3 separate regions of the Mus musculus genome follow, and all the other regions are linked to region 3. The links are chromatin loops, found by intact Hi-C in ENCODE. Cell type or tissue: heart. All regions are shown on one strand.

Evidence for each region. A loop is a pair of places that touch in the nucleus more often than their neighbours do. Peaks named below come from ENCODE experiments on the same cell type or tissue, not always from the same donor. Only the 100,000 strongest peaks of a DNase experiment are listed, where the experiment ranks them.
Region 1: a loop joins it to region 3, with 4 times the contacts of the local background. A loop is called at or near these places in 4 of 42 quality-filtered maps.
Region 2: it touches region 3 in a loop (4-fold over the local background); 9 of 42 quality-filtered maps call a loop at or near these places.

Annotation. Positions count from the first base shown.
Region 1 is chr1:179,503,322-179,511,321 of GRCm38, forward strand. The region is part of intron 1 of Smyd3 (SET and MYND domain containing 3); the gene reads right to left. Among named protein-coding and RNA genes, the nearest start is that of Smyd3, 11 kb to the right of the region's middle. In heart, a CTCF peak has its summit at 3,777 (motif pointing right); no DNase peak of the experiment used is centred here.
Region 2 is chr1:180,226,271-180,234,270 of GRCm38, forward strand. It overlaps Psen2 (presenilin 2), which reads right to left. Exons shown (of 11, transcript NM_001128605.1): 7 at 7,341-7,439; 8 at 3,572-3,655; 9 at 3,116-3,217; 10 at 2,573-2,691; 11 at 734-1,458. The coding sequence ends at 1,303. Among named protein-coding and RNA genes, the nearest start is that of Gm37336, 7.9 kb to the left of the region's middle. In heart, CTCF peaks have their summits at 289 and 4,537 (motif pointing left); no DNase peak of the experiment used is centred here; H3K4me3 peaks cover 532 bases; H3K27ac peaks cover 665 bases.
Region 3 is chr1:179,844,229-179,852,228 of GRCm38, forward strand. No RefSeq gene overlaps it. Among named protein-coding and RNA genes, the nearest start is that of Gm31668, 30 kb to the right of the region's middle. In heart, CTCF peaks have their summits at 835 (motif pointing left), 1,037 and 3,643 (motif pointing right); DNase peaks (open chromatin) are centred at 853, 1,786 and 3,723; H3K4me3 peaks cover 963 bases; H3K27ac peaks cover 755 bases.

The DNA.
Region 1 (8,000 bases), 340 kb before region 3:
TGAGAGCCTCCTGTGGGCAGGTGCTGGGTAGCCCTGCACTGCCCTCCCCACGCCCCAGTGCTTCTACACTGTCTGCCCATACTCCTGTCCATACTCACCCAGAGGAGCATCTGATCTCCTAAAGCTAAAGTTACAGATGGCTGAGAGCCACAGTGTGGATGCTGGGGACTGAACCCAGGTCCTCTGCAAGAGCAGCAGGTGCATGTAACCGCTGAGCCGTAAACTCCCCGCTGTTAACCTCTTGTATACAAAGGTCCATTTATAGATACATCAGTGGCTACAAAGTTACATTATGGTTTACCTTATTTCATCTGTGTGTGTGTGTGTGTGTGTGTACATGTGTGTATGTGTACATATATATGTTTACAAGTGTAGGAGTCGGGGAAAACTTACAGGAGTGAGTTCTGCACATCTTTTGTCAGTTACAGGGATTAACCTAAGGTCACCAGGTGACTCAGCAGCAAGACCCTACCCACCCAGCCACCTCACCAACCGCCATCAGCAGCCACCTCACCAACCGCCATCAGTTTTATTCAGCACACTTAGTGTGACATGTTCTCAGTACCAGGCCCTCACCCTACTTTTCTTTTTCTGAGTCCACAGCCAGATTCCTTCTTGGATTCACCCTTTCCTATTTCACCGTGTTTCCAGTATACAGTAACAGGTGTGTTGGGTTTGGCTTGATTTTTAGTCTCCATAAGATGACAAGGACAGTCATCCTACAGAAACATTTATATGGCTCGAGATTCTCTGTTCCAGATTCCCACCTAATGACTGTGTGTGTGTGTGTGTGTGTATGTATGTATGCATGGAGACAGAAGCACAACAGAAACACATGTAAAATTAAGAAAACATAGAGAAAGAAGCCTTCACCCTGGAGCCTAATTGAAGTCTCTCCCTCAGAGAGTGGGGAAATGCAAGAACACAATCAAAATGACAAACGCTGGGGGCTGGAGAGATGGCTCAGCAGTTAAGCGCACTGGCTGCTCTTCCAGAGGACCTGAGTTCAATTCCCAGCACACACATGGTAGCTCATGACCATTCATAAAAGGGATCGTCTGTCATGCAGGTGTATATGCAGACGAAGCACTCATATATAAATAAATAAATTTAAAAAAAAATAAACGACAAATGTTGGCCATGGTGCCACATACCTTTAATTCCAGAATTTGGGTAGATCTCTGTAAATTCTAGACCAGCATGGTCTATACATCGAAGAGCTGGCAGGAGGGGAAGGGGGAGAAGGGGGCACGCCTTTAGACCCAGGTCTCCAAAGGCAGAGGCAGGTGGATTTCTAAGTTTGAGGCCAGCCTGGTCTACATAGCTATTTCCAGGACAGCCAGAGACCATGTCTCAAAAAACAGAAAAGGAAAAGAAGGAAAAGACAAAGATGAAAATAAGTGTGAACCGTGTGAACAGCAGCAGAATCCTGTAGATTTGTAAGTGCATGTGTGAAAGCATGTAAATAACTAAACACGAGAAGACTCTTGCTGTGGTGGAGCGCTAGGCTGAGCTGTCAAGTGCAGGGGAGCAACACAGTTGGAAATCGGTAAGCAATGAACTACCCTCGGCTAATTTTCGAGGGGAGTCTTAATGAGCAGGCTAGTTGAACCATCTTAAAACCTTTCCACACAAAGTCTTAGCTGCAACACGAAGCTGAAAACAGGGAAGAAACCAAAAGGACAGGATCTGACTTACCACCACAGCCAACTGCGATGCCCGTCTAAGCCAGGGTTTCTATTGTGTGACACTCAGCCTGAACGAAAGCTACCTGGGTCACTTCTCCAGCTCCACCCTCTGCAGCACACACAGCTGTCTCTGAAGCTCAGGCGGGCTCTACTCCATGGCTGCTGCTGTCCTTGGCAGTTATTCCACAGAACTGGCATCTCCAAAATCCTGGGTCTTCTGCTGCAACTGGGCTGCACTTTCACAGCAGCCTCCCCTGGGCTCTCTTCGGGGACTCCAGCCTGGCTACACAGAGCCATGCTTCAGCTGTTCTCCACAACCCCTTCCTTCAGATCTTAAAAAACAGTTCTACCCAGGTGACTCTCACACCACTGACTCCAGTTGTGAGCATGAGGTACAACCTAGGGAACCCCTGGAGCCCAGCTTCTATGTGCTGACTCTGAGGAAACACCCCTGATTTCACCTCAACAGTGCTGGTCTCTTCCCCACCCCACCAATCCATCCAGAGACAGAATTTCTCTGTGTAGCCCTGGCTATCCTGAAATTCACTCTGTAGACCAGGCTGGCCTTGCACATCAGAGATCCACCTTCCTAACTAGCATATATCTGTAAACCCCAGACTCCACAGGTTGAATCCAGAGCTGGTAGTTCCAAGCCTGTGGCGGCACAGGCCTGGGAGCCCAGCAGTGGGGAGCTGCAGCCAGACGCAGGAGGGTCAGGTTAAAAACATCCTCAGCGGGCTGGCGAGATGGATCAGTGGTTAAGAGTGCCAGCTGCTCTTCCGAAGGTCCTGAGTTCAAATCCCACCAACCACATGGTGGCTCACAACCATCCTTAACGAAATCTGATGCCCTCTTCTGGAGTATCTGAGGACAGCTACAGTGTACTTACATATAATAAATAAATAAATAAATACATAAATAAATACATAAATACATAAATAAATAAAAATTTTTAAAAAAACATCCTCAGCTACAGAGTTTGAGACTGACCTTGGGCTACATGAAATCTAGTCTCAAAAATTAAAATAAAATGAATTAAAAATCTAAAACACAAGTGCTAGCTCCAACCTGAGTTGAGCTAGGGTGGGGCCTCACATCTATAAGCCCAGAAATCAAGAGGCTGAAGGTGGAAAGACTGTTTCAAGTCCAAGGTCAGCTTAGAATACAGAATACACAGTGAGTATCAGAGGACCTTGTTGGATAATAGTGCATCTGACTTCATAAGGTCCATCGAGGCTACAGACTGCATCCCCACCTCCGACAAGGAAAAAGAGCACAGGGTGGGGCTGTGGCTCAGTGGCAGTGTTGCCTAACATGCATGAGGCCATGGGTTCAGTCACTGCCACCAGCAACAAACAGTCACACAGAGACACATACAGCTTTCTCTAAATTTATTTAAATGGCCAATTACAGAAAGTGACAAATGCCTTAAAACACAAAAGTACAAAATAGTTTCTTCCAAACCCTCTGAAAAATCACTCTCGAGAAATAATAAGAATTCTGCTGTACCTTCAAGGCCCACTCTAAACACACAAGTACAACTCAAAACCATGCAGAGCCTGCTACCTTTCATTACTTGGTCAGTGCTGTGACTGAGCCTGTGTGTGCTGAGCTCGACCCCTGGGCTACACTCTGAGCGCCAGACATTTTATTACACACACGCACACGCACTGTTCCACAACCTGATTCATCAGTAGTGTGTCAGCCACACCTGTACAAGCAGCTCTGCCTCAGTGTTAACAGTGAAACAGTATTCCATAATCCAAACAAACCGGTTTAACCCGCCTACCAAAATGCTACACTAAATACCATTAAGTATCTGGCCCTCTGGGAAGAACTTTTGTCAAGAACTACAACTTTCATCGCTCAAGTTTCTGTTTAGGTTTTTCAAATCTTTCTGTATATTTTTGTGTTATTTATTTATTTATTTATTTATTTATTTATTTTAGAGATATGGTCTCAACGCTAGCCATCTGACTCCAAGTCAGATAACTACCTGCATCTACATCCCAAGATTAAATAGCTAGTTTTTTTTTTTTTAATTTATTTATTTTTAATGAGTGCTGTCTGCATGTACACCTGCTGGCCAGAAGGGGGCATCAGACCCCTTTATAAATGGGCATGAGCCACAATGTGGTTGCTAGGAATTGAACTCAGATATTCTGGAAGAGCAACCAGTGCTCTAAACCGCTGAGCCATCTCTCCAGCCTGAGTTTTTAATTCTTAAGATAGGTAGATAGGTAGGTTGAGTTTTGACAGGGGAGAATCCCTGTGACAGAATAAAAGTCACATGCCACCAAGCCCAGCTTTTCCTTTCCCTGTTGTCTCCTGCTTCCTTTAATTCTGATTTGTTATTTACTCACTAGGTGTTCAGTCTTACTTTCTTCCTGGTCTGCTTCCCTTACCACCTTCCCCAGGTTCCCACACAGGGAAGGCTAGCATCCAACTCAAACCTGCAGGATTAATCATCTCCACACCCAACCCCCCTCCCCCTCCCCCTCCCCCTCCCCCTCCCCCCACCCCCTCCCCCTCTCCCTCCTCCCCTTCCCCCTCCTCCTCCCCCTGACGTGCACCACGGCTGACTCCTGTGGAATGCTTCATTAAATGCTACCCACTCTGCCTCGGTTTTCTTCCTTTCAAGACAGGATCTCAGCATGGAGGACTCCAGCAATCCTGTCTTCGTCTCCCTCACTCTCACTAAAGCTCTTATGGCTCGGGAGATAACATTTATAGGACAGGAATGGCAGCCCACAACTTTAATCCCAGGTCTCAGGAGGAAGAGGCAGGCAGATCTCTGAGAGATCAGGTCCACATAGCAAGTTCCAAGACACCTAAGGCTTCATAAAGAGATCCTATCTCAAAAGTACAAAACAAAAGAAAAAGGACAGTTTGTGTTTATTTCTTTATGAAAACACCTTTTATTTTTATTTATGCATTTGTGACAGCATGGGTGTATACATGCATGTGTGCATGCGCACACAGAAGCCAGAAAGCAGCTTTGGATCACCTGGAGACTGTGGGTGTTACAGGCTGTTGTGTGTTAATCCCATTTGGGTACTGGGAACAAACTCTGGTCTCTACAAGAGGAACAAAGACTCTTCAGTCCAGAGCCATCTCTCTAGCCACAAGAAAACATAGTTTGTAATCCAAGCATGGTAGCATGCATCTGTTATCCCAGAACTTGAAAGGTGGAGTCAGGAGGATCTGAGTTCAAGGCTATCCTCGGCTAGTTAGGAGTTAGAAGACAGCCTGGAGCACATAAAACCCTCCTTCAATAATAAATAAATAGAAAGTTTATTTCAAATTAGTATGTTTTAATAAGTGTTTTGCAATGTATCAGTTTTTATTTCTCTATGCTGTAAATATTAATAGACATAAACAAAACCTCTTACACCAGATATGGTGGTATAGGCGGCCTGGATTGCCAACACTTGGGAGGTGGAAGCAGAATCAGTAGTTCAAAGTCACCCTTGACCACATGGTGATTTCCAAGCCATCCTGGGCCACAGACCTTATCTCAAAATCAAACACTGTGCTCAGCAGCTTTTTTTTTTTACTACTCAGCAGCATCTTCCTACGAAATCTGTTCCAATAAATTTTCCAGCATGTAAAGGGGCTATGTCAAAGGACAGCACACAAGAAGAGCAGCCGCCACCACAGGCATTAGCTGGCTACTGCCATCCCATGAAAGAGGAGAACAAGAACGGCACTGCTCACAGAGATTTCCAATAGCAGTCATAAGTCAAAGCAGCACAGACCGCAGCAGTGGGCAACAGAACAGTGGGAAGAAATCTGATGTCTCCATGGCAGGGGCGAGGAAATACAAACTGACAGCAGGGAGCTGGCTGGTCCTGGGGGTCTCACCATTTGCAAGCCCAGGATTAATTAACTACTGGAGAAGTCCGTAGGACACTGATTTCCAGGCACCATCCTCTACCCCCTGTCCCATGTCCTTCTTGAGCACCCGGAGCAAGCATCGAGCAGTCTGGAAATGGAAAAAAGCTTACTGCCGTGTACAGAGCAGGTCCTCCTGTCTGATAACAATGTCCTCGGCTGTGGCATTCACATGGATCAAATGTTTTCAGGCTCAGAGCTCAGCCACGCGGCCCTTTCCCAAACCACCTTGCTAAAGAAAATAAGCAAAACAACAGGAATTATGACCGTCACCTGCAAGGAAGCCTGGAAGTCATTCGTGTCCACAGTGTCCTTTTCTACCCACTAGTCACCAGTCACTCCATCTCATTCCTTCACAGGTCTCGGACCCCCAGATAAACCCATCAGCCATTACAAGGAATACCCAAGCCATGATTTCAAAACAGCGCTACAAGTATAGCCTATGAAATGATTCTACCAGTCCTCTGCCTTCAGGGCTTCCTTATGGAAAAGGAGTTTATACGAAGTCAGTAACTGGCTTGTGCCCAGCACTAACAAACTTCACAAAATTAGCTATCATATAAACTCAAATGATGTTCAAATGATTTTTTTTTTTTGGTTTTTTTTCGAGACAGGGTTTCTCTGTGTAGCCCCAGCTGTCCTGGAACTCACTCTGTAGACCAGGCTGGCCTCGAACTCAGAAATCCACCTGCCTCTGTCTCCCAAGTGCTGGGATTAAAGGTGTGCACCACCACGCCCGATGTTTCTTTTTTTTTAAGATTTATTTATTTTTTATTATATGTAAGTACACTATAGCTGTCTTCAGACACACCAGAAGAGGGAGTCAGATCTCGTTACGGATGGTTGTAAGCCACCATGTGGTTGCCGGGATTTGAACTCAGGACCTTCAGAAGAGCAGTTGGATGTTCTTACCTGTTGAGCCATCTCACCAGCCCCTGATGTTTCTTTTAAAATAAGTTTTAGATATATTCATTCTATTATTTAAGTTTTTCCAGCAGCGGCCGCCTTTCTTGGGGCTCTGTCGTACCCTCTCAAGAGTTCCCAGAATTCCAAACATAAACTATCCTCAGTTGGCAATATCATACCCCTGCTAGAGCATGAGGCAAATCATAGTCACCTGCTGTGGACAATTTGAAGCAGCCCTATATCCCACACCTGGGATTTGAAATGAAAACATATTCACATAACATTTCTGTGTGTGTGTGTGTGTGTGTGTGTGTGTGTGTGTTTTAATTCTCAGTAGTTTTCCATACAAATATGGATTTGTACCTGGTGAAGAGAGTCAGAAACCCTGGAAGTGAGTTACAGGGAGTTGCAAGCTGCTCCATCGGTCTGAGAACCAAACCCAGGTCCTCTGCAGGAGCAACCAGTGATCTCAATCAATGAGCAGTCACTGCACGCTCTGAATGTCTTTTACTCATTAGGAGTCAGGGGCACCAGGTTTCACGATTTCCACTCGGGGTAGCAAGCCAGTGTGAGAATTGACCTTTGCTAAACTAAACTATTCATTACAATACCTACCTTTCTTGGTAACTTAATTTAGAAAATTCACCCAACACCTCGATCTCTCAGATGTGTGATCATTTCAAAAATTGTTCCCCTCTAACTGTTATGCATGCCCCTAAGACATATAATGCTAAGCAGATTAGCACTTCAAGTCAATCCATTCTGTGACCATTTGTAACTGTCAATATCAAATCTTCAATAAAGTATGGTGGTTTGGATGCGAATACCCGCCCTCCACCGCCATGGGCTCATACACTCACGTACTTAGTCTCAGGATGATGAACTGTTTGTGGAGGACTAGGAGGAGTGGCCTTGTTGAAGGAGGTGTGTCACTGGAGAGGGGCTTTGTCTATCTGTCTCTGCTCACTGCCTTCCTCCTCCCCTCTGTCCCATCCCCCCGCCCCCCATCCCTCCCTTCTTGGCCTGCTGCCTACAGATCAGGATGTAAACCTGTCCGCTACAGCTACAGGGCCATGCCTGCCTGCTTTTCGCCATGATCATGGACCAGCGCTCTGAAACTGTAAGCAAGCCCCAATTAACTGCTTCCTTGTGTGAGTTATCTTGCTCTTGGTATCGCCTCACAGCAACCGAACAAAAACTAGGCAAGGAAAAACAAAGACCACCAAGCTCAGAAGAGAAGGCTGTTGAGGCTGACTCCTATAATCACAATCACGGCGTTGGGGTCAGATGAGGCAGGCCTTCCGGGAGGTCAAGGTCAGCTACAGGATATCTGGAGTTCCAGACTAGCCTGAGTTGAACAGCTTAACTGGTTAAGTGCTTGCCTTGCAAGTGTAAAGAGCTAAGATCAGTCCCTGAGGACCTACCTATACAGAAGCCAGGAATGATGCACATTCTTGTTATCTCAGAGCAAGAGAAGTAGCTAGGGAGCCTAGTCTACTTGGTAAGTCCAGG
Region 2 (8,000 bases), 380 kb after region 3:
AGGAATTATCCCGGCATCCTCAGCTGCTCTCTGGTCTCCCAGGCTCTGCTCTGTATCAGTTACCAACTTCCAACATGGTGTCTGATATCAGCAGCATGTGTCCCTGCCCTGCTGGTCTTCTTGGGTCTCTGCTGTGTCTCAGGTAGTGCTACGGGGGAAGAAGCGCCACCCTTGCTCAGTACCCAGCAGTTACTTTTGGAGCACAGGGTTGGGGCTAGCACACACACCTGGGTTTTCTCTGCAGCCCCAGCAGGGCAGTAGCTTCTGTGGTCTCACGTCCCCACCCAGAGGCACTTCAGAGACTCAGCAACCTGTGCCAGGCTGAGGCAGAGAGAAGCTTGCCTGCCTTTCATCGCAGGCAGGAACCGGAAGCAACTCTGAACCCAGGTGGCCCCCTAGCCCTTTGGCTTTCTGGCTTCTACTAAGGACGGACATCTGTCAAAGCAACCACTCAGCTTTTTAGCAACTTCCTTGCAGTATTTCTGACCCCACATACAACCTACCAAAGCCATAGCCAGGGATCTATGTGGTTCCAGCAGGTTTTGTCCCAATACCTCCCAATGCCCTGTTATGGAACTTTTTAGTTAAAGAACCCAGTGCAGAGAGGCCAGGCAGTTAAGCTTGGTCAGGTCAAGATATTTGTGCAGGAACAGAAACCCTAAGACAATGGGTTAAGCCCCGCCCCTAGCCCCTCTCACTACACAGCGGAGAACAAAGGGGCCAAACACCAGCATTCCAGCAGGAGCATCTGTTTATTGGTATCATTATTAAGCCACTTCCCAGCAGTCACTGCAGAAATAAGAACAGGACTTGGCTTCTAAGGTTCTAAAGTAACAGACATCACAAACACAGCACTGGGGACATTCATGACTGCACACGGGCTTTCCACCTCTGGTCAGGGTGATGGCGCCTCCTGGTTCCCACAATGCACCTGTTCCTTCTGATCATCCCTGGAGACTTACAGACGTGGACAGGGGCCTGCATCCTCCCCAACCTGCTCCACACACGACCTCATCCCTGAAGAGACGCTTGCTTGCTGAGCATCCAAGCATCCCACCGGCGCCACAGATGCTCCGACAGGCAAGCTGCAGTCTGGTGACAAGACAGGTAGCACCGAAGGGTGGCTTCTGCTTCCTCATCACGAAGTAAACACGACACGTTTTTATTCTTTTTTTTTTTTTCTTCTTCTTCTTTTGTAAGGAAAGAAAATTTCTTTAAAAAATATATGGCACTAGAGTGTAAAACTATACACCTGCATCCAGTGACGCCCCCATAGCTCTCGGAGCCTCCGCCTGGCTCCTGTCAGATGTAGAGCTGGTGGGAGGCCAGAGTGTCCATGAAAGGGCGCACCAGGTTGTCTGTGGAGAAGTAGAAGATGAGTCCAAAGGTGATGGAGATGGGGAGGGCGGGCAGAGCCTTCTTGAACACAGCAAGCAGCAGGAGGGTGAGACACAAGCCCTGCAGGAAGGACATCAAGGTGAGGGAACTCGGTGACATGACCTTGTGGGTGGTGTAATCCTGAGACTAGCCCGAACGGCCACAGACATGTGCTGTCTCTTAGAGATATGCAATTGCCCCTCAAGATGCACGGGGCAGGGCTCCCCCCCACCCCAGTCAGGACACCTGCATATTGGTTACTAGGTGGACAGAGCCCTGGACAGGCCATAGGGCTTCCCCATCTAGGGACAGTGGGCAAATAGATGGTGGGAGCCTCTCTCCAGGGACTGGAGTTTTGTTGTTTTATTTTGTTTGCATTTACAAGAGACCCAGATGAGCTGAAATGAAACCCTCTGAGATTCTCAGCAGCAGTCACCAATGAAATCATAGGTGTTGTGTAAGCCGTCCCTTTGGAAGCAAGCATGGTGGTGGCCGTTTCTACCTCTACCCTTGGTGTCTAGGGTGAGGGCAAATCACCAAAGTGCCTGCCCTGCCCTTGGAACAACGGGTCCCAAGTCAGACAGCATGGAAGGGGAGGAACCCCAGGTCTGTTATCCCATCCCTGACACACATGTGGACAGAGACAAGCTCTTCTGGTCACTGGACAAAGCACCAGGCTCCCACCTAAGGGCAGCACAAGGTGCTGCAGCCTTCTCAGGGACTCTTCTGACATCTAAAAGAAGCATCCTCTAAGATGACATTGCAGGGTATGTCTCCCAGCTTGAGTGCCAACCATCAGAGCCTCCAGACTACTGCTGGGGTTGGAAGACCCAGGTTTCAGCATCCCTTGGGGTCCTGATGGCACTGAGAATATGCAGCTGTGGAATGGGAGGGGAGACCTTTCCGCTCCTCCCTGCTTCCATGGGTAAAAGCCTTTGGCTATTTCATCACCCATAAATCTCAGACAATCCACGATCGGAGGAACCAAGGGACAAGGGCCTAAAGCTCTCATCCAGGTCCTGGCATAAGATACATATGGTGAGTGAGATCCAAGCCTCCCACTCCATCCCGGGTGCTCTCTCTCAGGAGGGAGCACACCTTGGACACCCCTCCCCTCGATGCCTTTGCCCTAAGAGGGGAGACAGCAACAATAAATGACCCACGAGTGCCCACACCCACCACACAGCCCACTCACAATGAGGATGGCGATAAAACAGGCCAGCGTAGTGTTCCAGTCTCCGTTGCCAGTGGCTGCAGCCTTGCCCACCAGGACGCTGTAGAAGATGAAGTCTCCCAGGCCGAGCTTCACGCCCCCTGTGTGGAGAAGAGAAAGTGGTCCCTGTCCAATCCAACTGATAGGAAACCTCGGCAGGAAGCAGGCAAAAGAAAGAAAAAAAAAAAAAAAAAAGAAAAAAAAAAAGGAAGTGAGGGGCCAGGACTTGAGCCAAGCGACCCAGCAAGAGTGTCGTGATGAGAGATTCCCTCAGCTGCAGTATGCAGTATTGCAGACTAGCGACAAGATGGACTTCCTAGAAAAAGTCTGGGGGCATCGGGGTGTGGGGATGGGACCACGGACTGAGTGACTGGCAGCCTAGGCAGAAGCCTGGTACCTCAGGGAGTCACTTGGTTAGGAGAGACCACTGGGACTGCAGGCTGCGGTGCAGTTTGGCATAGCATCTGACTAAAGGTATTTTTAAATAAACTTGTGAAGCAGGCCATCTGAACGCGGGCACCTTACTTTCCTCCTCCTCCTCCAGCTCCTCCCCTGGGTAGCCAGGCAGGGGGGCTTCGAAGGCTTCAGGGTATGAGGGTTCTCCAAAACTGTCGTAGGAGTCTTCTTCTAAGTGTCCAGGAACAAAGGGCCGCCGTCATCGCCACCGTCATCATATAGCATGAAGAGTGGCAGGGAGAGACAAAGGCTGGTCAGATGGTACAAAAATCCAGAAGATTCGCCAGGTCCCTCCCATGTCAAGGCTCCCCGGAACTGCCCACCACCAACATCCAGCAAAACTGAGGTGGGAAACTAAGGCTCGGGAGGGGCAATCTACCCCTCACTCCCTCTCTGAGACAGGTGTCAGAGTCTGGCCGTCAGGCAGTGCCACTCTGCCATGCTGAACCTTAATTCACAGAGGGACCTGCCAAGCAAGGTGCAGTCAAGGCGTTCCCTGGACATGGCTGTGAACCCCATACTCACCCATCTCTGGGTCATAGGGGAGCTGCAGCGCTCCTTGAGAGGAGGGGTCCAGCTTTGCCATGCCCACCGTCCACACCATGGCAGCTACAGGAAGAGCAAAGGGACACAATGCCTCAGGTAGTACTGACCTGGAGGAAGTGGAGCCGGGCTATCTATGTCCCCAGAAAGCCTGCAGAGCACCTCTGTCCCGAGGCTGTGCTCAGGCTTGGCTGATCGAGGCTGGGGGTCAGGGGGAGGGGAGGGTGAAGTTCAGGGACACTGGCTAGGTGGGGACTGACATTTCACCTTTGTCCTTTTGCAATCCTCTCAAGCAACACTGGCAATAATGGTGCTCAGTGAGCGGCTTGGTGAACTGCATCTTTAAAAACGTGTCTTATTTTTCAGGCTTCAGTTTATTACAAAAAGGGAGGCGTGGAAATTGTTTACATGATGAAATAGCTCTTGTGGCACCATTTCAACAGTAATTTCGGTCTGCTCACTGTCCAGGAACGTCACTGCCTCCAAGTAAGAAATAATCTTTGTCGTCTAGAACTACTTTGGTGTCTCCGTGTTCTAGGAGACAAACCTGTCTCCAGCTTTCACACTGACCGGTTGAACCCCTCCACCCTTCCTTTAGAGCCCTGTCTACTACTACTATAACTACTACTCTTGCTTGCCAAATTCTTTCATGGGATTTTTCTGAACTTAAAATGCTGCCTTTGGTTACAGTTACAGCTGCCCTCCTTCAATCAAGACTGTCAAAAGGCAGAAGAAACCTAAAAGCCTGTCTGTCCTCAGGCCACTGCAGCTAGAACCTAGATTGTCTTTAAAAGGAAGTGCAACATAAAAATGTAACCATAGGGGTTAGAGAGAGGGCTGTGGTTAAAAACCGCTTGAAGAGGTCCTGGGTTCACTTCCCAGCACCCACATGGCAGCTCACAAGAGTCTGTAACTTCAATTCAACGGGAATCCAATGCCCTCTTGTGGCCTCCATGGGTACTGCAGGCAAACTAACATTTGCAGGGCAAATCTTTTCAAAACAAGTTTTTAAAAATTCAGTCCTTGGAGGAGATGAAGGGGTTTGCAACCCCATAGGAAGAACAACAATGTCAACTAACCAGACCCCCCCCCAGAGCTCCCAGGGACTAAACTACCAACCAAGAGTACACATGAAGGGACCTATGGGCTCCAGCTGCATATGTAGCAGAGGATGGCCTTATCTGACATCAGTGGGAGGAGAAGCTCTTGGCTCTGTGGAAGCTCAATGCCCCAGCATAGGGGGATGCTAGAGCAGTGAGGCGGGAGTGGGTGGGTGGGTAGGGAGCACCCTCATAGAGGCAAGGGGAGGTGGGATGGAATGGTGGGGTTTGAGGAGGGGAAACCGGGAAGGGGGGCATTTGAAATGTAAATTAATAAAACAACCAATTTTTTAAAAAAAGGAAATGATTTTCAGTCCTGAGGCTGAAGAGCTGGCTCGGTGGCTGAGAGCACTTGCTGCTCAATCATGAGAAGCAGGGCTCACACTCCTGTGCCCTTTAACAAGCCAGTGGCCCTGTAAATGCCTCTCATACTAGCTCTGAGGGAGCGGATGTCTTCCTTCTGGCCTCTGTACATGGGGTGTATGCATGATCGTATGCTCATACAGACACGTATGCACACCCAAACTAAACACTTTTAAATGCAGTGCCTGCATCCCTGTGTATTCAGATCTGCGAAAAAAAACCCAGCTCTAAACCTTACAAGATGGGAATCCAAGCTCACTGATGGTCCCTCCCTGCCTCGGCCACTGTATCAAGCACCCACTCTATTTTACGTCTGTGACTTTGCCTCCTCTTGCTGCCTCCTTAATCACACCATGCCTGTCCTTTTGTCGATAGCTCAATTCACTTATCCCAGGGTCCTCAAGGCTCGCCCATATCACGTGGGTCAGAGTTTCCTTCTTTTGTAAGGGGAAATGATACTCTGTTGTATGGAATTACCATATTTCAGTCATCCACTGACACTTGGAGCTTTGAATTCCTGTGAATGAAACTGATACAGACACAATGTGCACATGCTTGTTTGAACTCTGCCTGCTTTGATCCTCTTGGGTATATGGGCACAATGGAACAACTCACTGAACTGTCTCTCTCCAGCTTAGCCTCTCTTCAGAGTTTATTACTTCCTGTTTCCAGTTCCCTGCTGAGATTTCCACACTCCACAAAATCCAAAGCCCAGGCTTAATATCGCCCCCCCCCACATACCCACACCCACACAGCATCCCTGGCTCACCAGCCTGGCCCCTTCTCTGCAAAAGGCAATATGTCTTCCTTGTTCCTCGGATACAAAGCACTGCCATTAACCTTGGCTCCGTCTTACAACCCCAGCAAGTCTTGCTTGCAAACTGCCCCAGAATTCACGGCACCCCACAGTCTCCACTGGGCCCTTCCTGGGTTGTTTCTCCGTGTCCAAACCGGCTCTGGATTGTGCTGCTGTCCCAGTCTTTCAGGGGCTTACATTTCCTTCAGGAAGATGGGCCATTGTGTCACACTGTGGTCTGCAGGGCTCATACTGTCCAGACCTTCCCCTCCTACCTTTCCTGTCTGCTCTAGTCGCACTGGACTCTCTCCCTGAGCACACCTAGCCCCAGCCCACGCCCAAGCCTACCTCGGGGTCTTTGTACCAGCTGCCTCCCTTTCCTCACCCGCTGGCCTCCAGATTTGTACCTAATGCTAACCCCTACATAAGAAGTCAGGTTTTTCTGGTCAAGTGTGAGCTATGAATGAGGTCTGCTTGGCCATCTTTTGCAAAACTTGGCTGTGAAGTCCTTGACCTCTAGCCCTCCCTTGTCTTCAACAGAGCACCTGCCACCTTCTGTAAAATACCTACTTACATCCATCTACTTCCTTAGTTTACCTCCATCCTCCATCCAAGAATGAATTCTCTATGGATACAAACCTCCTTTGCACATAAGGAAACGCCCAGCCTCAGGCACTCAGACTGACCAGAGCCATCTGCCCCTTATCCTTAGAACATTTCTGGGACATGCTTTCAAGCCAAGGGGCATGCTGCAGGCAATTCTCCACTCTAAGCTTCATTCATCGTCTATTGGGATTACCCGGCTCAGCAGCGGGCTTCCAGGGTACCCGAGGCACCAGAACCCCAGAATCACAGGCTCTATACTCAGATAGCGGCCACTGCTACCACAGGGAGTGAACATCACTGGTGAACTCACATAACCATGCCTCCTGTGAGACCTCTATGCCACACACAGGAGCTACGGGTAAGTAGGAACATCTGTCAAATACATGTATAATCCCACATCCCTCTGACATGACCCAAGGCCAGGGCCAATCCCTGTGCCTTCTCTTTAGAAATGACTAACGTCCACTCTAAGCCACTGTCCATGAACCCCAGAGGGAAGTGGGGGGCCCTGCCCTCCAAAGCCTGCAGGGCTGAGTGGTGGCTACAAGCCTCTGAAGGTGGCATGTTCATGCGATGTGGTCTATAGCCAATGCAGACTGCCAGATGGTGGACAGAATATAGCCACGGGACTGTCCACACCCCTCTAGTATCCCACCTCCAACCCTGATTTCCCAATCTTCTTTCTGAGTGAGATCCAGCCCACCATGGTCTCCAGAGGTGGAACCCTCCTGCAGGTGGCGACCTCAGTGTTATGATAAGACCCTCATCTTTGGTTAAGATAGAATATATAACCTGTCAGATATCAAAACCACGGCCCACTTCCACGCCTCCACGAAAGGCCACCTGCTGACCCCCCAGTGTCTGGCAGAGGCATGGGACCACTCACATGAGTATATCAGGGCAGGAAATATGGGCTCATTTCTCTCCTGGGCAGTTTCCACCAGCATCCTCAGTGGCCCTTTGGGGCACAGCACGGCCACGAGATCTGGGAAAACAGAGACATCCTTGTTATATTCAAGGGGCCCTTTATTCCCAAGCAGCACAGAGAACCACCCCTCCATCACCAGGAACCTAAGTGAACTCTGGGCCACCATGCTGCTGGACTTGGGTCCCAAGGCCACTTATCCAGTTTGCATTGATGGAGCCGAAGCAGGTAGCTGCAGAGTGGATAGAGCGAGGTACTGAGACCCAGAAGACAGGCTCGGAAGTCTTTCTTCCCGAAGCCTCAGATTTCTCATCCTTAAAATGGGAGTTGCAGCCCTGGCCATGGCGCTCATGCTACCTCAGCAGCAGCTAGCAGTGAAGGTGGTGACAGACAGCGTCACGGGGCACCCAAGCCCGCCCTGAGGAATCAGGGGCTCAGTTTGCAGGCTGCTTGATGAGCGGCAAATGTGGGCAGTGGGAGTGGTCACTTGGGGTATGTGCTTCAAGTATCACAGAAGAAGGAAGGAAGGTTTTCATTCTTAGGACAGGAGGGGAATGTCCTGTGTGCCTTCCCACTTGTTATCATGTGAATGTGAAATGTCCCCTAAAGACTCAGGATGGT
Region 3 (8,000 bases):
TATTTTATCTGAGAGCTAAAGTGTGGATGGGGGTGCTCCAAGCCCTTGTTTCTAACGATGCATGGCTCTGTCTGTAATTCAGTCTCAGGGGCTCACAAAGCAGAACACTTCATCCCAGGTTGTATGAAGTTCTAGGTTTGATCCCCAATACTATAGAATAAGTATAAGGAAGATTTGTTCTCTTGGGACTGGAGAGATGGATCAGTTGGTAAAGTTCTTATGATGGTATGCAAGCATGTGTCCCTGAGTTTGGGACCCCAGCACAGACACAAAAAGCTGAGCCCATAGCATTGGAAATGTAAATGAAGAAAATACCTAATAAATTAAAAAAAAAAAAAAGCTGAGCCCTGCTGCCTGTCAGCCCAGCAGAGATCAAGTAGAAACATGAGGCTCCCTGGAGCTGGCTGACCCTTTTTTAAGGAAGATACTGCATGTATCAGCAGACATATGTGTATGCATATCCAAGCATACATGCACACAGCACACACACATTTAGTCTCAAAGATTTTGTGAGTATCCTTACCTAGTTCATCTGCCCACCTCTTGGCTATGGTAAAAAGTTTCTTGATTTACTATCCTACCAAAGTATAAGGGCAAAGATTTTAACTCTAAAACCAATAACTAAGGTGCTGTTTTTCCAAAGAAGGGGTTTAAAACACAGTAAGGAATTAAAACACAATGGCCACTCTGGGTGGCTGGCACCTCACAGACAGAGCACTTCTCTTGAATGAACAGCTGGCCCAGCCTGCTGCACAGTTACAGGGCGGTGCCTCAGCCCTCATCACACGTCCAGGACAAGCTGCCCCCCAAAAATCTCAAGAGTGCCCTCTGGTGTCCAAGAGCTGTCACAACTACATGACACTCAAGTAGGTGTCTGACTCCCTCCCACAGTATGACATCACCTATTCTGGAACCTGCCCCTCGCCCCCCCGGGGGGGGATTACCTGAGGGTGACTAGCCCTAGCCGCCTGCTTGACATAGTCTGGGGTCACCTGAGGGAGCCTCAGTTGAGGGATTGCCCAGATCAGATTGGCCCAGTCCACAATGGGTGGCACTATCCCTAAGAAATTGCACCTGGGCTTTATAAGAAACCTAGCTGAGTCTAAGCCAGGGGGTGAGCCAGCAAACAGAGCTCCTCTGTGGCCCCTGCCTCCAGGTTCCTGCCTCAAGTTCCTGCCCTGACTTCCCTTAGTGATGGACTGTGACCAGGAAGTATAAATAAATAAATTCTTTCCTCCTCTGAATTTGGCCAAATGTCTTATCATAACAACAAGAATTAACTAGAACAGGGGGATTCAATATTTATTTTCTTTTGTTATTTACCTATTGGCACCATCAGGATTTTACGAGTCACCAGTTCAGTGGCTGGCTTTCTTTCTTTCTTCCTTCCTTTCTTTTTTCAATTTTTTATTAGATATTTTCTTCATTTACATTTCAAATGCTATCCCGAAAGTTCCCTATACCCCCCGCCGCCGCCCTGCTCCCCTACCCACCCACTCCCACTTCTTGATCCGGGCATTCCCCTGTAATGGGGCATATAAGTGGCTTTCTTTCTGCTATGGTCCCTCCTCACTTCACCCCTCAGTTCTGCTCCCTTTATCCCACACATCATCCCCCTTACCCATCAATGCACTGCCGCCTCAGTTAATAAAGACAGTCGACTTGGCAGGATCTAGAGTTTCCTAGGACACAGATCTCTGGGCGTGCCTGCGAGGTGCTTCTAGAATGGGGTAATTTGGTGGGAGGGCCAACCCTAGATGTGGGCGGCACCTTCCGGTGGACTGGGGTCCTGGACTGAAGAAAAAGGAAGAGGCAAGCTGAGAAGGCCTTCATCTCCCCCTGCTTCCTCCACTAAGGCGGGCTGTGACTTTTCTAGGGAATGATTCTCGGGGCAGAGGCCTAGACTGCGCCAGTGACAGCTGCCTCTCAGACTCCCATACCTTCAAGCTGTGAGCCGAAATCAAACCCTTCCGTTCCTTCCTTCAGTTGCTTTTATTAGAGCAACAAGAAAAGTTACTTCCCGCGCAAGTTTCTGGTTGTGTCATGGGATGCAGACTCATGTGGCACGTTGCTGAGGTAAGACCCAGGGGAGGACACGTGAAAGCTAGCTTTGCAATGCTTAGTTGGTCTCAAGTCCTCACTGATCTTCACTTCATTGAGAGAGGCACAGTATCCTGACACTACTAATCTGGACTGCTGGTATCATGATGAACAGAGATTGGAGTTGCCCCAAAGAACTACTTCTAAACAGGCCCACGTCCCCTTGTCCTGTTTACCATCTTTTCTCCCCTACTTTTGGATGGTGGGCTAGAAGGGGGGGTGCCGGAGAGTTTGAGAACCCCTTATTAAAAGTGGGTTTTGAAAACTCTAAGCCTACAGTTATTAATGCACCGAGCAGGCCAGGCTTCACCATTCTTCTGTTTTGCATATGAAAAATCCACATAGCCTGGAGTAGTGGTGATGCCTTTAATCCCAGGATTCAGGAGGCAGAGGCAGGCAGATCTCTGTAAGTTCGAGGCCAGCCTGGTCCACATAGTGAGTTCTAGAACAGCCAAGATAGCATAGAGAGACCCTACTTGAAAGAAAGAAAGAAAGAAAGAAAGAAAGGAAGGAAGGAAGAAAGAAAGAAAGAAAGAAAGAAAGAAAGAAAGAAAGAAAAGAAAGATAGAAAGAAAATGCCTCAGGGTGTGTATGTGTGTGCGTGTATGCATGTATGTGTATATGTGTTTATATGTATGTGTGTATATATAAATACACACACATATATATGTATAGATATACGATATATACATATATATACATTGGATGTGTGTATGTATACATGTGTATATATGAAAATGTATACACGCTATATAGATCTGTGTGTATGTGATCATGTTAAATTCCTGCCTTCCAAGTGCTGGATTTATAGGTATGAGCCACTATGCCTGACTTTCATTCCAAATATTATTCAGAATTTACTACTATGTCAGATTTAATATGTCAGTGATAGTGGATTTGCAGTTTAGGGGAAATGAGATACGAATTAAATGAGTAGATACAGTCATTAGACTGTGGTACTGGCCTTGAAGATAGTGTGAGAAGTGTTAGTGGATGGCAGAAGGAGCTGAGTTTTGCAGGTCAGGGACTTTCCCTGAGCAGTGATTGATGGGAGCGCTGCTATTTGAAGGGTGAATGGGTTGAAACGGATAGAGAGGAACGGGGAGAAATTCACTCGGTGGACGGAACTGGAAAGAGTGACTTCCTGAAGGTGAGGAAGAGTTTGTGGGTGGGTCTGAGGAGTTGGGTGTTCAATGGGACCTTGGGCATCCATGAACGACTAAGTGGTTTTAAACTGGCTGCCCTGAGCAGGATGGATTGATGGGAGAAAGCTGTTTAGGAAGGAGGAGGAAGGGAGTTCCCATCAGTCGAGAGAGAAGTGGAAAAGGGAAAAGTGGGAGGAATGGCAGGAGGTGTTTTGGCTTAGAAATTGAGGACATGAAAACCTACCGGAAACGGAAGGCTCATAGCCTGCACTTTTCCTTTCTTCCTTTGCATCAAAATGGTCTGTGATTGTCACCTTCCCTCCAACTGCAGCCTCACAAAGTGGGACCTAACTTCAGGGCTGCTCGTCCCGGTGACCCTGCTCCCCAGGCAGACCTGCAGTTCTCAGATCTCCCGGGAGGTGGCAGCAAATGGAAACTAGCCGTTCACTTCCCCATCGCCCAGCCTAGCTTCCCGCCCAGGACTTCTTGGAAAATTCCTCCCCCCAACCCCCCATTCCAGTTTCTCTAAAAAGGTCTTTCTGAGCAGCCTCGGCCGCCTGAGGGTGTGACTTATCCGGGGAATGTTTCCCGGGACAGAGGCCTCGACTGAGTCAGTAATTTTTGTGGCGGGCCCTCCTTTATTTTTGGTTGCGGCCGCTTTACACAGGCTTCCTGCGACAGCGCTGTCCTTTCCCAGCCAAGCTGCCGACCAACAGGGACATTCTTTCTAGACTACCTCAGACCTGAGGGTCAAAGAATGAGACAGGCTGAGCCCAGGTGATTCTGGAGGTGGGGGTAGACCTGGGAACGCGGTTAAAGTCTGAGCCTGCCCAGAGAGGAAGACGGGCTCCAACAGGCTATGGGATAGGCTCACAAGTGTGTAAGCAAAAGGCTGAGATTTATCAAGTAAGGTAAGGGGCAAAGAAGGAGGGTAGGCTAGCTAGCAGGTAAAGAAGTACAGCACGCATGCCATAGCCAAAGGAGCAAACTTCAGAATCCAGGGCCTGCCCTAGCCCCAGGGCTGTTTTTTGTAATTTAGTGTGCAGAGCTGAATCTACTACATGACAACCCTTGGAGGATCTGTCTTTCTTGCCAATCTGACAGGTCTGTCCTTTTCCTCCTCCTCCTGCTTTTGTTTGTTTGTTTGTTTTGTTTTGTTTTGTTTTCAGATCTCATTTGGCCCAGGCTAACCTCAAACTCACTCTAAACGTCATCTTGCCTGCCTCCACCTCCTGAGTACTGGGATTATAGGTATGCACACCTCGCCTGGTTCACTCAGTGTTCGGAATTGAGCCTGGGGAATCTGTGCATCTATCTGCTCAGTTCAGCAAACGTGAGCCGAAGATCTGAGGTGCATAGCTGTGTGTGAGAGTCGGCGCTACATGGCTGTAACAAGGTACCTGACAGAATCCACTTTGAAAAGGAAATCCATTATTTTGGCTCCTGATTTCAGAAGTTTCAGTCCACGGTTGTCCGCCCTCTGCTCTGAGCCTGTGGTGGCACAGGTCATGACGGTGATCACACAGAGCAGAAGAGGCGCATTCACCTCGTGGCAGCTGGGAAGCAGAGAGAAAGGAAGGGGCCTCAGAGCACCCTCGGACACCTAACTTCCTTCTATCGGGCACCACCCCAGCAACATCACAGGCTGGTGACCAAGTTTCTAACACACAGACCTTGGGGGAACATTTGGGACCAGAATTATGGCAACAGCGCATCCATCCTTTAATCCAAAGACTCTGCAAGGATATCATGATTTATACTATCAGATACTGCTAATTTTGAACCCTGATGCTCACAGATCATCTCTAACAGGCCTTGTAGAATAGTTCCATGTTTTTGGTATCTTGGATTTCCTGGTACTAGCAAACATGATATGATTTTGTCTATGGCCACTTCTCTTTGCCTCCAGCTTCCTGTGTTCCAGCCACCTTGAATAACTTGAAATTGTCAGCCAGCTATCTATCTACCTATCTATCTATCTATCTATCATCTATCTATTATCATCTATTTATCTATATATCTCTATCTCTATCTCACACCCACATTTTTGCTAATTGCCTCTATTACCTGAGATAGTTCTTGACCAGTTACAGCAGGCACGGTTCTCCAGAGCAGTAGAACCAGAAGGGTACGTGTATAAACTAGGAGAAGTTCCACAGTCCGCGGTCTGCTGGTTAGTGACATAATTCAGTCTGAGTCCCAGGACCTGAGAACAAGGAGCACTGACTGGTGTTGAAGGGGAGGGAATATGGATGTTCTGACCCCAAAACAATAACTACACGTATACTTTGTGATGGTGAGTGTGACTTGTCAACCTGGCACAATCTAGAGGATCTGGAAGTTGGGTGTGTGCATGTGTGTGTATGTGTGTGCACTCGTTGGGTGTGTGCATGTGTGTGTATGTGTGTGCACTCGTTGGGTGTGTGCATGTGTGTGTATGTGTGTGCACTCATTGGGTGTGTGCATGTGTGTGTATGTGTGTGCACTCACCCGTGGAAGATAGTCTTGATTGTGTTCAGAGGTGGGAAGCTACCTCTGTGGGGGAGCCATTCCCTGACAGAGGTCCTGAATTGTGTAACTGGAGAAAGATTGCTGAGCAGTTGACAGACATGTGTTCATCCCACTCTGCTTCCTGTTGGAGAGGCAGTGTGACCAAGCTGCCTTGTCGTTTCTGCCGTGGGCCGGGCATCTGGAACTGTGAGCTGAAATAAGCCCTTTCTCTCTGGAGTTGATTTTGTCAGGGTGCTTTATCACAGCAACAAAAAAGGAATGAGGGGCTGGAGAGACGGCTCGGCGGTTAAGAGCTCTTCCAGAGGACTTGAGTTCATTTCCTAGCAACCACATGGTGGCTCACAACCATCTGTAGTGGGATCTGATGCTCTCTTCTGGTGTGTCTGAAAATAGCAACAGTGTACTCACAGACATGAAATAGACAAATAAATACATCTTAAAAATAAATAAATAAATAAATCTTAGAAGAAGAAGAAGAAGGAGGAGGAGGAGGAGGAGGAGGAGGAGGGGAGGGGGAGGAGGAAGAAGAGGAAGAGGAGGAGGAGAAGGCATCCATCATCTCCCCTTTTGCTTTACTCAGGACTTCAAGGGTTTTCCCTGCAGTGCATGCACACACACTGTTCATTAAGTTCTCTATCCTCTAGACCACTAGGAACTTTGTGCACACACACAATCACAGAGGAAAATTTGATTCATTTTATCTCATGGAAGAACCTAGAAGATGATGTGTTAAGTAAAACCACACACACACACACACACACACACACACACACACACACAGACACAAAGGAAAATTTGGTTCATTCTATCTCATGGAAGAACCCAGAAGATGATGTGTTAAGTAAAACAAGCCAGTCTCTCTCTCTCTCTCTCTCTCTCTCTCTCTCTCTCTCTCTCTCTCTCTCTCTCTCTCTCTCTCTCTTTCTCTCTCTCTCTCTCTCTCTCTCTCTCTCTCTGTCTCTGTCTCTCTGTCTCTCTCTCTCTCTCACATACACAAGACAAATATTATGTTATTCTATCTCTACTGAGAGGTCTACATTGACCAAACTCATAGAAATGAAAAGTAGAATGTCAGCTGCCAAGATGTGGAGAGAGGGCAGAGGGGGAGTAGTGGCCGAGTGGTTATGGTAGAATCTCAGTTTTGTAAGGTAAAGAGCTCTCACAATAGATGGTGGGGATGGCCGCATGTCAACGTAAAGGTACCTAATGCCTCTAGACTCTATGCTGAAAATGGTTACTGTTGGGGCTGATGAAATGGCTCACCGAGTAAAGGTGATTGCTGTGCAAGCCTGGTGGCCCCAGTTCAATACCCAGAACCCATTGAAAAGGTGGAAGGAGTGATCCAGTTCTACAGGATTGGCCTCTGGCCTCCACAGTGCACCATCCTCTGCTAGTGAAAAGCAACGTAAAATAAAATAAAATATTATTTATTTTTATTTTGCAGTGCCAGGGATCAAACCCAAGGCCTTTAAACATGATAGACAAGTGCTCCATCATTGGACTTCACTGCCAGTAGTGGTTACAATTTCTAAAAAGCCAAAAGTGGGAGTGGGGGTGGGGGTGTAAATTGTAGCCATGTTCATTTTATTACAGGGTCTCCAGCAGTCAAGGCTGGCCTGGAACTTTCTATGTGGTCAGGCTAGCCTTGAACCTGTGATCCTCCTGCCTCTGCCTGCTGAGTGGTGAGATCACACATGTGTGCTGTTACATCAGACTGCATTGTAATTTTTAAAAATAAAAATCAACTAGAGCCACAGATAACAGTTATGAATATGGAAGTTGTGGTCTCAATAGAAAGAATAGAGGGGACAAGCTGCGGGCTGCAGGGGCTGGTAAAGTCAGAGAAGGGGGAGGAGAGAAAAAGGAAGACGAGGAGGAGAAGGAGGAGGAGGAGGAGAAGAGGAAGAGGAAAAGGAAAAGGAAGAGGAAAAGGAAGAAACAATAGGGGTACAAAGTAGGAAGGAGATCTAGCCTAGAGGTGCAGGGAGGAGAGGCAGCCTAGACTGTGCTGGATATAGGGCAGAGGGAGTCCTGTATTTCTCGTTAGAGAACTCACTTTCATGACCTGGATAAACTCAGCTTCAGATCACAGTAGGATAGAACCTAGATTGCAGTTGGATGAACAGGGTGTAGGTCTAGGGAGGAGGGGCAAGTATGGCTGAGAGGAGGCAGAGAAGAAGGTGACAGAGAGAGGCAGCCTGACATCAGGTGTCAACAAGATCCCGAGGGGATTTTTGCAACTTG